2 separate regions of the Homo sapiens genome follow, and region 2 is linked to region 1. A link is an interaction called in ENCODE POLR2A ChIA-PET data of the cell type or tissue named here. Cell type or tissue: OCI-LY7. All regions are shown on one strand. Links, peaks and the distances in the headings refer to the core of each region. The heading gives the core; the rest is flanking DNA. Region 1 has its middle 130 kb from the start of MOXD1. Region 2 has its middle 78 kb from the start of LINC01013.

What was found. Peaks named below come from ENCODE experiments on the same cell type or tissue, not always from the same donor. Only the 100,000 strongest peaks of a DNase experiment are listed, where the experiment ranks them.
Region 2: POLR2A ChIA-PET joins it to region 1 with 5 read pairs; 2 of 35 experiments call an interaction of 5 or more read pairs at or near these places.

What each region holds. Positions count from the first base shown.
Region 1 is chr6:132,266,342-132,270,740 of GRCh38, reverse strand. No RefSeq gene overlaps it. Among named protein-coding and RNA genes, the nearest start is that of MOXD1, 130 kb to the left of the region's middle. In OCI-LY7, for the core only: no CTCF peak of the experiment used is centred there; DNase peaks (open chromatin) are centred at 870, 1,870, 2,860 and 3,190; H3K4me3 peaks cover 3,812 bases; H3K27ac peaks cover 4,000 bases.
Region 2 is chr6:132,208,362-132,212,760 of GRCh38, reverse strand. No RefSeq gene overlaps it. Among named protein-coding and RNA genes, the nearest start is that of LINC01013, 78 kb to the right of the region's middle. In OCI-LY7, for the core only: no CTCF peak of the experiment used is centred there; no DNase peak of the experiment used is centred there.

The sequences.
Region 1 (4,399 bases), core at 315-4,314:
GCATATGTGGCACCTGAGGAACAAGGAGGAGACAAAGGATCAGGTTCCCTTTTGGATCCATCACTGTCAAGATGGAAACTCTTGCATGTCTGAGTGCCTTATTTTGGCCCAGACACCCCCAAACTGATGGGGAAAAAAAAAACACCTCTGTAATATTTTTATACCGTAGTCTCAAAATTTTACCCTTTAAATTTTTTCACTCTTCTAAAACTTTTCCTTTTTCTTCCTTCCCTTTCCTGTATCCTTCCCTAAATATTTTCTACATCCTTACTATGCATGTCACGTCCTATGCAGCTACTGGGTATGTATGTAGGAATACCAAATAGTTTTGCATCAGGATGTTTACAAATCTAGTGAAGTTTTGAAAACAAATAATAGCAACACGATCCACCAAGAGACTCACGTACAAGGTACCATGTGTCCAGATTAACAACCTACAAAACATTAAAAGTCCCCACTAATTACTAATTTAATGAAATTATTTCTGCTATCTATCTATAGCTATCTATTGCTATATCTATCTGATTAATAAGTTATGGAAGCTTTTTCTTTTTAGCTTTTCTTTCTTTATAAAAAGTTCACTTATTCTTAGAAGGCTTCCTTGACTGATTTCAACCAACATTTATTAAATGCTTATTAGGGGCCAGCCAGGCAGAGTACTAGGATTCGAGGGTTACAAAAATGCATAGAAAAGCTCCTAACTAAAAATAGCTTATAGTCTTAACAGGTGAGACAGATTCTCAAAGCAATACTATAATGCAGGTAAGTAAGTTCTGCAAGTTATGTGTGAAGTACTTACTATGAGAGCACTGAGCCAAAAGAGATGGCTTTTCTCTGATGGACTTCCTGAGAGATGAGCGGATCAGATGAAGTCACAAAGAGGGGAAGACATTTGAGCTAATGCTTGAGAATCATTAAGAGTTCACCAGACCATCTGGTGGCACTGTGTTTATTTCAGACTTTTACCAAAGTTTAGGTGCAACCCAGTGGGTTTTTACAGCTACAGAATGCAAACATTTCAAAATTGATTATTGCCCATCCTTGTTCTTGGGTCTCTTCATTGCCCTGGTAAGTCCGGTCACGTTAATCAGTCCCTGCGCCTTTATCGAGGCCTTTCCTAGCTTACCCATCTCCTCCATTTATCTAACCCATGACCTAATGGTGTCTTGCAAGTTACCTTTCCACCATCCACTCACTTCTGAGCCTACGTTTCATCTCCAAAAGACCTGTTAATTTGTTCTTTCTCAAAAAAGAATCACCTGCTCTGGGTCTTATCCTATAGCAGAGGCTTTGTAATTTCAGCCTTTCCTTTTCTCCAACAGCTTCTATGACTGGAAGGGAATGGAATAAAGATTTTTTATTCCACTACTAATTATTCAAATACCTATTCCATCCCTAGGCAGTAGAAGTCACCATGGTCAGCTTTCATTTGTAATAATTTTCATCCCTGTGAATAACACTTGACTCCTGACCTCAAAGAGGTCAGGTATTTCTAGGTACTTTATACTAGCATTGCTTGTTCTTACTTATTTATAACTCGTCACATCCCTACAATAAAACATAAATGCAGTGACTGCATACTGTTAATTGGCCAGATTATCTCATGCCAATTTCTCTTACTATTAGATACCAGTTAGTTATAAATGCTGCTGAGCACCTTAATTTTTTAATGAAAAAGCTTTTAAAATAGTAATTGAGTGTTTTGAGCTACCATTTTCTTTTTTCTTTCTTTGTTTCTTCTTTCTTTTTTCTTTCTTTTTTTTTTTGAAACAGAGTCTCACTCCGTCACCCCAGCTGGAGTGCAGGAGTGCAGTGGTGCAGTCTCAGCTCACTGCAACCTCTGCCTCCCAAGTTCAAGCAATTCTCAAGCCTCAGCCTCCAGAGCACCTGGGATTACAGGTGCATACCACCATGCTTGACTAATTTTTATATTTTTGGTAGAGACAGGGTTTCACCTTGTTGGCCAGGCTGGTCTCGAATTCCTGACCTCAAGTGATCTGCCCACCTCGGCTTCCCAAAGTGCCCGGATTACAGGTGTGAGCCACAACGCCCAGCCTGAGCTACTATTTTTTAGGCGATCAAGCCCAGTCTCAACTGCAAGAGACTGAAAATGTGGAACTAATTACAAAACAAAGTAAGTTAATTAAGTAGGGACATAAACATTTAAATGGGATTGGGGTCTATGTTTGACGGTTTGCAACTGGTCAAGTTATATAGTTATAGCAACAAATTCTGCTGTTGCCTTTGTGGTTTAGAATGACTGGACTAAAAATACCCAATTGTTTTTAAGTTCTAAAAAGCAGGCCAAATCCCACTTTAGGGACTCTGTGTTTTCTGACGTTTTCTAAATTTTCTCTTTGAAGGTAGAGAAAATATTGCTTTCTGAGAAAAGGTATGTTCTTGGAACAACTGCATAAAGCTAAAAATAGTGGGAATTGAACATAAGAATGCTCACAGAGAAGTGAGCCAAGCTGTAGATTCTGGTTGTTATATTTGACTAAGAAAGTCTCCAAAAAAGGAAGAAAACAAAATCCTAATAGGTTATATTAAAAATCCAATTGATGTTATTTGAAAAGCAGCTGTCTTTTACGGGGTAAGATTTACTCCCTTTAAAACAATCCATTTTGTTTCATTTATTTTTCTGAGAACTCAGTATGATTCAATTGGCTTAAGATATTACACATTATTGGCTGGATAACTAAATTTAGTTTTGTAGTCATAAAATAGAAATCATAACATTCTACTACAAAGTATAGATTAGCTTCCTTCATGGTTTTTAAAAACGTCTGGTTTCTTTTTAGTTTATAAATGTAAAGCATTGAGGTTTCAAAGAGGAAGTGAAAACTGCCAACTGAAAATGGCTAGTGATCCATCTAAACCCAATGCAATGGCCTTTGGAACATACTATTTGGATATTAAAGAGAGAATAACATTTTTATATATCTGTTGGGAAACAACATCTCTACAACCATATGTTTTAATGATGAGCCTGGAGAGATATTATTTTTTAAAAATTCTTCATTTAAGCCCCCATATCCTTTAATTTTAATTTTTATAGTAAATGACACTATAACAACACTCTGGCTTTTTTTTTTTTGAGACAGTCTTGCTCTGTCGCCCAGGCTGGAGTGCAGTGGTGCAATCTCAGCTCACCGTAACCTTCGCCTCCCAGGTCCAAGTGATTCTCCTGCCTCAGCTTCCTTAGTAGCCGGGATTACAGGTGCACATTACCACACCTGGCTAATTTTTTTTATTTTTAGTAGAGTTGGGGTTTCACCAACATGTTGGCCAGGCTGGTTTCAAACTCCTGACCTCAAGTGATCTACCCTCCTTGGCCTCCCAAAGTGCAGGGATTACAGGTATGAGCCACTGTGCCCTGCCCAACACTCTAGCTTTGAGTGTCTAAATTAGTCTTCAGGCTAATTCACTGGAGGTCATTCATCTTTGTACAGTAGTAATAGAATTGGCAGTTCTCTTAGCTTTCTTTGTTGATAGCTTCTGAGCTCAGAAATAAATTTTCTTTGCTATGGTAAGAAATAGATTGTGAGAGTCCATAGAAATGAGGCATGATATTTGGCTCAGAAATTCAAAATATGTTGCACGTTCTTTTGTGGATTGACCTTTCATTTATATAATGGACTGAGGGATTTTCAGTAATTCCACAAAATTATTATTCATGCTCTTAATCCTGCCCCCATTCTAACACCTGACCATGATTTTGGGGTCACCTTATTTTTTGAGAACATACAATGCTTAAATTTTGGGTGAGGCTTCAAAGTTAGTACTAAATATATCATCAGACAATACTGCCACACCGGTAAAAAAGCCATGTGAGAAATGCATCAGCTATAAGAGATTGATAATGTACTTTCAAACCTGGGCTTCAGACAGCTAGTGAAGAAGTCATTTTTAAAGTATTCAAAAGATAGCTCAGGGGGTTATGTAAGTTCAAAGTGTAGCTTCACATACATAATAAATACTTTTGGCCAATCTCTAAATGATGTGGATATAAATATTATCAAAGGCTGATTTGTTCCCTGAGCAATCTCAGTTTCAATGATGGAAGTATTTTATAGATTGCGAATGCTCTTGCTCCTGGAACATATATTATTTCTCACATATTAAGATGCACCCTCTCTTACCCCATATTCAAGAATCAATTCAAAATACATTAAAGATGTAAACATTAGAACTGAAACTACGAAAGTATTAAAAAAAACATATGGAGATACTTCTACAATTTTGGTCTGAGCAATGATTTATTAGATATAATCCCAAAGCACTAGCAACCAAAGCAAAAACAGGCAAATGAGATTGCATCAAACTAAAAAGCTTCTGCACAGCAAGAGAAACAGTGGAGTGAAGAGACAACCCACAGACTGGGAAGAATATTTGCAAA
Region 2 (4,399 bases), core at 217-4,216, 58 kb after region 1:
AAGGGAAAGATAAATGAATTTATTGGAAAATAAAAGTGCTTGGAAATTAAATGAATATAGATTTAATTCAAGAAAATAGAAAAAGAGTGGAATAAGCTGAAAGAAAGAAGAAAGGATGTTACATATGTAAAAGCAAAAATTCATAAAATGAAAACAAAGGAACAATAGTATCAGGAACTAAAATCTGGTTCTTTTTACAAGACTGATAAAGTGGAAAAAAGATATAAATAAATAACAAATGAAATGATAATAGGACATGATTATAGATCCAATGGCAACTTTTGAAATCATTTATGAATATTATTAATAACTTTCATCCAATACATTTTAATATTTAGATACAATGCATAATTTATAGAAGAATTACCAAAAATTATGTTGGGAAGGAATAGAAAACTTAAAAAATAATAACTATTAAACCTTGGCACAATTAAAGCTATTATTTCAGTATTCTAGAGTGTCCCGACCCCTTTCTCCAACATTAAGGCTAGAAAATTTAATAAGTGAGCTTTATAAAGCTTTCAAGGAACAAATAACTTCTACTATGTATATATTGTGAAAGAAATGAACATTATCCAACTGGTTCTATTAGATTAATTTATGCTTATTATCAAAGCCAAAAAAGATAGTACAAGAAAAGTCAACTACATGGACAAATCTTGTTGTGAACCCAGAGAGGAAAATTTAAATAAAGTATTAGGAAATTAAATGTAACATTTATTGAGGATATATGAATAAGTTAAAAGAAGAAAGTTGTATAAGGAACTTAATATTGTTGAAAGAAAATTTAAGAGAATATGCTCATGACTCATGACTGAAGAGGATTTCACCATAGATAAATTGGAGTATATGAATTTTAAGAACCTTTATTCAGCCAGAAATAAAAAACATGCTATGAACAAAGTTTTGAAAAATCTACAGTTTGGAGTATGCATTTACAACTGTGATATCCAACAAAGGATTACTCTGCAGAAATAAGGAATAAGTTCTACAAATATAGCAGAACCAAGTGATGGATTTGGATAGAATCCAATAGCTAAAATCCAGTAAGTACTATGAAAAAAGATGCTAGTAAAAAAATTAAAATTTAAAAAATACACATCAGATTAACAAAAGTATATCTATTGTTGACAATACCCAGTGTTGGATAAGATCTGAAGCCTAGTGGAAATGTAAATTGCCACATGCATTTTGAAGAGTAGTTTGGTTATATTAAACAGAGATGAAAACTGAAGAATCTCTTATTTATGTATTCAAAGAGATATTTATGAAAATGTTCATAGCATCGTTGAGTAATAGCAAAAAAAGAGGATAACATTACACATATAAATTGTGGAAGAAATCTTGTAATAGATATGGCACAGCAGTGAAAATGAATGAACTGCAGCTGCATATATCAACTTGATTGGGTTTTTTCCCAAGATGGCAGATTAGAAGCTTTCGGCATGACTCAGCCCCTTGGAAATAGCAATATAGTAGATAAAAAGCAACTTTATGAGTTTTAATTCAAGAAGGAAAACAGAAACCCACCAGAATCATGAAGGACACCCCAGATCCCAGGGAGGAGAATGCTAGCAAACAGCCTCTGTGATGGTGTCTGGCTGATAAAAGTCAGTGAAGCCCAAGTATGTGAGAGAGGCAGAGAGCCTCCCTCTGTGCGCTATCTTTCCCCCAGAGATCTGAGCAACCCAGGCCAAGAAAGAGCACTTTGTTTCTCCCAGGCCCTGGAGCTAACTTGGGGAGAGACTTGGAGATGCTGTGAGAGAAAGACATGGTCTTTTCCCAGACCTGGGACTGAGAGGATGCCATTTTTAATTTGGGAACATACAAATTCAGCCACTCTTAGCTGACCCAACAGCATGGTCATGCAGGCATTTTAATCTCAGGCCAGAGATTGGAGCGCCTGCTATGGAGCAGCATAGGGGCTTCCACAACCAGGAGTGTGGAAAGTGTCCCAGCAGTAGGTTTTTGAATTGTGTTCTTTCCTATCACAAGCCTGGGGCCGGAGGAGAGCTGCTACAGCTGCAATTTCTCCCAAGCAGCAAGACTTGCAGCCAAGAGCAGCTTGGGGACCTGGAACTGATCTGTGTGTGCCATTTCTGGGTGTCCCAGGCTGCTCCCCTGAGATCATGGTGCCGCAGGGCCCTCTCCACTCTATGCCCAGGCAGATTTCCTGGCATTCAAAACACTTATTTGCCTGGCTCAGCAGCTTTAGCTGCACCATCTTTCCTGGGCATGGATTATGGTACAGTGAGGACCTCTCTGCTCCATGTCCATGCAGATCTCCAGGGATTTGCAGCACACACTCACCTAGACCAGCAGTCTGAGGTGCCCCACACTTCCTGTGCAGAGATTCTAGTTCAGGGGGCACCGCTATGCTACACACCCAGGCACACAGCCCTCCAGGCATTCAGAGTACCTGCTTGCCTGATCCAGAAGCCTGAGTTGTCCCATCCCTCCTGTGCAGAGACCTTATGCAGCGAAAGCCCTCTCCACTCCACTCCTGAGCAGATCTCCAGACATTCAGGGGCACCCACTCACCCGGATCAGCAGCCTGAGCTGCCCCACCCTGCCTGTGCAGAGATTCTTGTGTGGGGAGGCCCTCTCTGCTTCATGACCAGAGAGATCTTCAGGAATTTAGAGACACCTGTTCTGCTTCACCAGCCTGAGCCACCCTGCCCTTTCTGAGTATAGATTATGGTGTAGTGGGGCTCTTTCTGCTCTACACCCAGGTAGATCTCCAGGCATTTGGAGCACCAGATGGCCCAAATCAGCAACTTGTGCCACCCCACCCTGCCAGTATGGAGATTCTGGTGCAGGGGGTCTGTCTCTACTACACACTCAAGCAGATCTCTAGACATTCAGAGCACCTGCTTGCCTGGTCCATGATCCTGAGTTGCCGCACCCCTCCATGCAAAGAGTTTAATGAAGGGGATGCCCTCTATGTGCTCCACACCCAGGCAGATCTCCAGGCATCTGGAGCACACACTCTCCTGGGTTAGTAGTTTAGGACATTCCACATTCCTGTGTGGAGAACTTGGAGACAGGAAGGTTTTCCAGTTCCATGGCTAGGCACACCTCTAGGCATTTGATGACCATGCACTGGATTCTCCCATGCTGCCAGTGCGTGTGCCTGCCATCAGGTGACCTGTAGGTGGACCTGCCCAGGCTGGCCCCACCCTTTGTGGTTCCCACACCCTGGGGCTGAGCAGGGAGATCACAGCACTGTGCATTCTATGAATCAGCCCATTGCCTGAGGCAACAGAGAGCTTCTGACAGTAAATAGGGATCAAGTATATTCCTAACCATGTTGGCTGTAGCTGGCTCTTACCTATAAGGACCATCTACTGGCTTATAGGTGAAACTGCACAGCCCAAAATAAAACCTAACAAAGAAGTGCCACAGAAGCAAAGCCAAAAGGTCCTACCCTGTATTCTCTATAGTTGCACCCGCAAGGAGGGGGGAAAGGGAAAGAGAAAGAAAAAAACATAATATTATAGGAAAAGAAAGAAAAAAGAAAAAGTCCTACTCGCATGAAAATAATTACAAAAATTAGAAGTGCCAGTGTCTCTCAATGAGAAAGAACCAGCACAAGAATACTGGCACCATCAAAAAGCTGAATGTAGTGACACCACCAAGGGATCGCACTCTCTCTCCAGCAATGGTCCCTAATGAAAATGGAAACTCAGAAATGACAGAAAAAGAATTCGAAGTATCAATTGCAAGGAAGCTCAGTGAGATCCAAGATGGGCTGAAAGTCAATACAAAGAAACTGCTAAAGCAATCCAGGAAATGAAGGGAGAGATAAACATTTTATTTAAAAAGTCAATCCAAGCTTCCAGAATTGAACACTTAAGAAATTTCAAAATACAATGGAAACTTTTATCAATAGACTGGAATAAGCAGAAGAAAGAATTTCAGAGCTTGAGTACTGGTTTTTCAAAGTAACACAGTCAGACAAAATTTTTTTTAAAAAGAATTTTTAAAATGAACAAAGTTTTCAAGAAATATGGGATTATGCAAATGACCAAACCCATGAATTATTGGCATACCTGAGAGAGAAGAAAAAATAAACAATCTGGAAAACACATTTGAGGGAATAATTCAAGAAAAATTTCCTAATCTTGCTGGAGAGGTAGACATCCGGACACAAGAAATCCAGAAAATACCTGTGAGATAATATACAAAATGAACATCACCAAGGCATAGAGTCACCAGATTGTCCAAGATCAATGCTAAAGAAAAAATCTTAAAGGATGCTAGAGAAAAAGTTTAGATCACATATGAAAGGAACCCCATCAGGCTAACAGCTGACTTCTCAGCAGAAACCTTACAAGCCAGGAGAGATTGGGGGGCTATCTTCAGCATTCTAAAAGAAAAGAAATTTCAACAAATAATT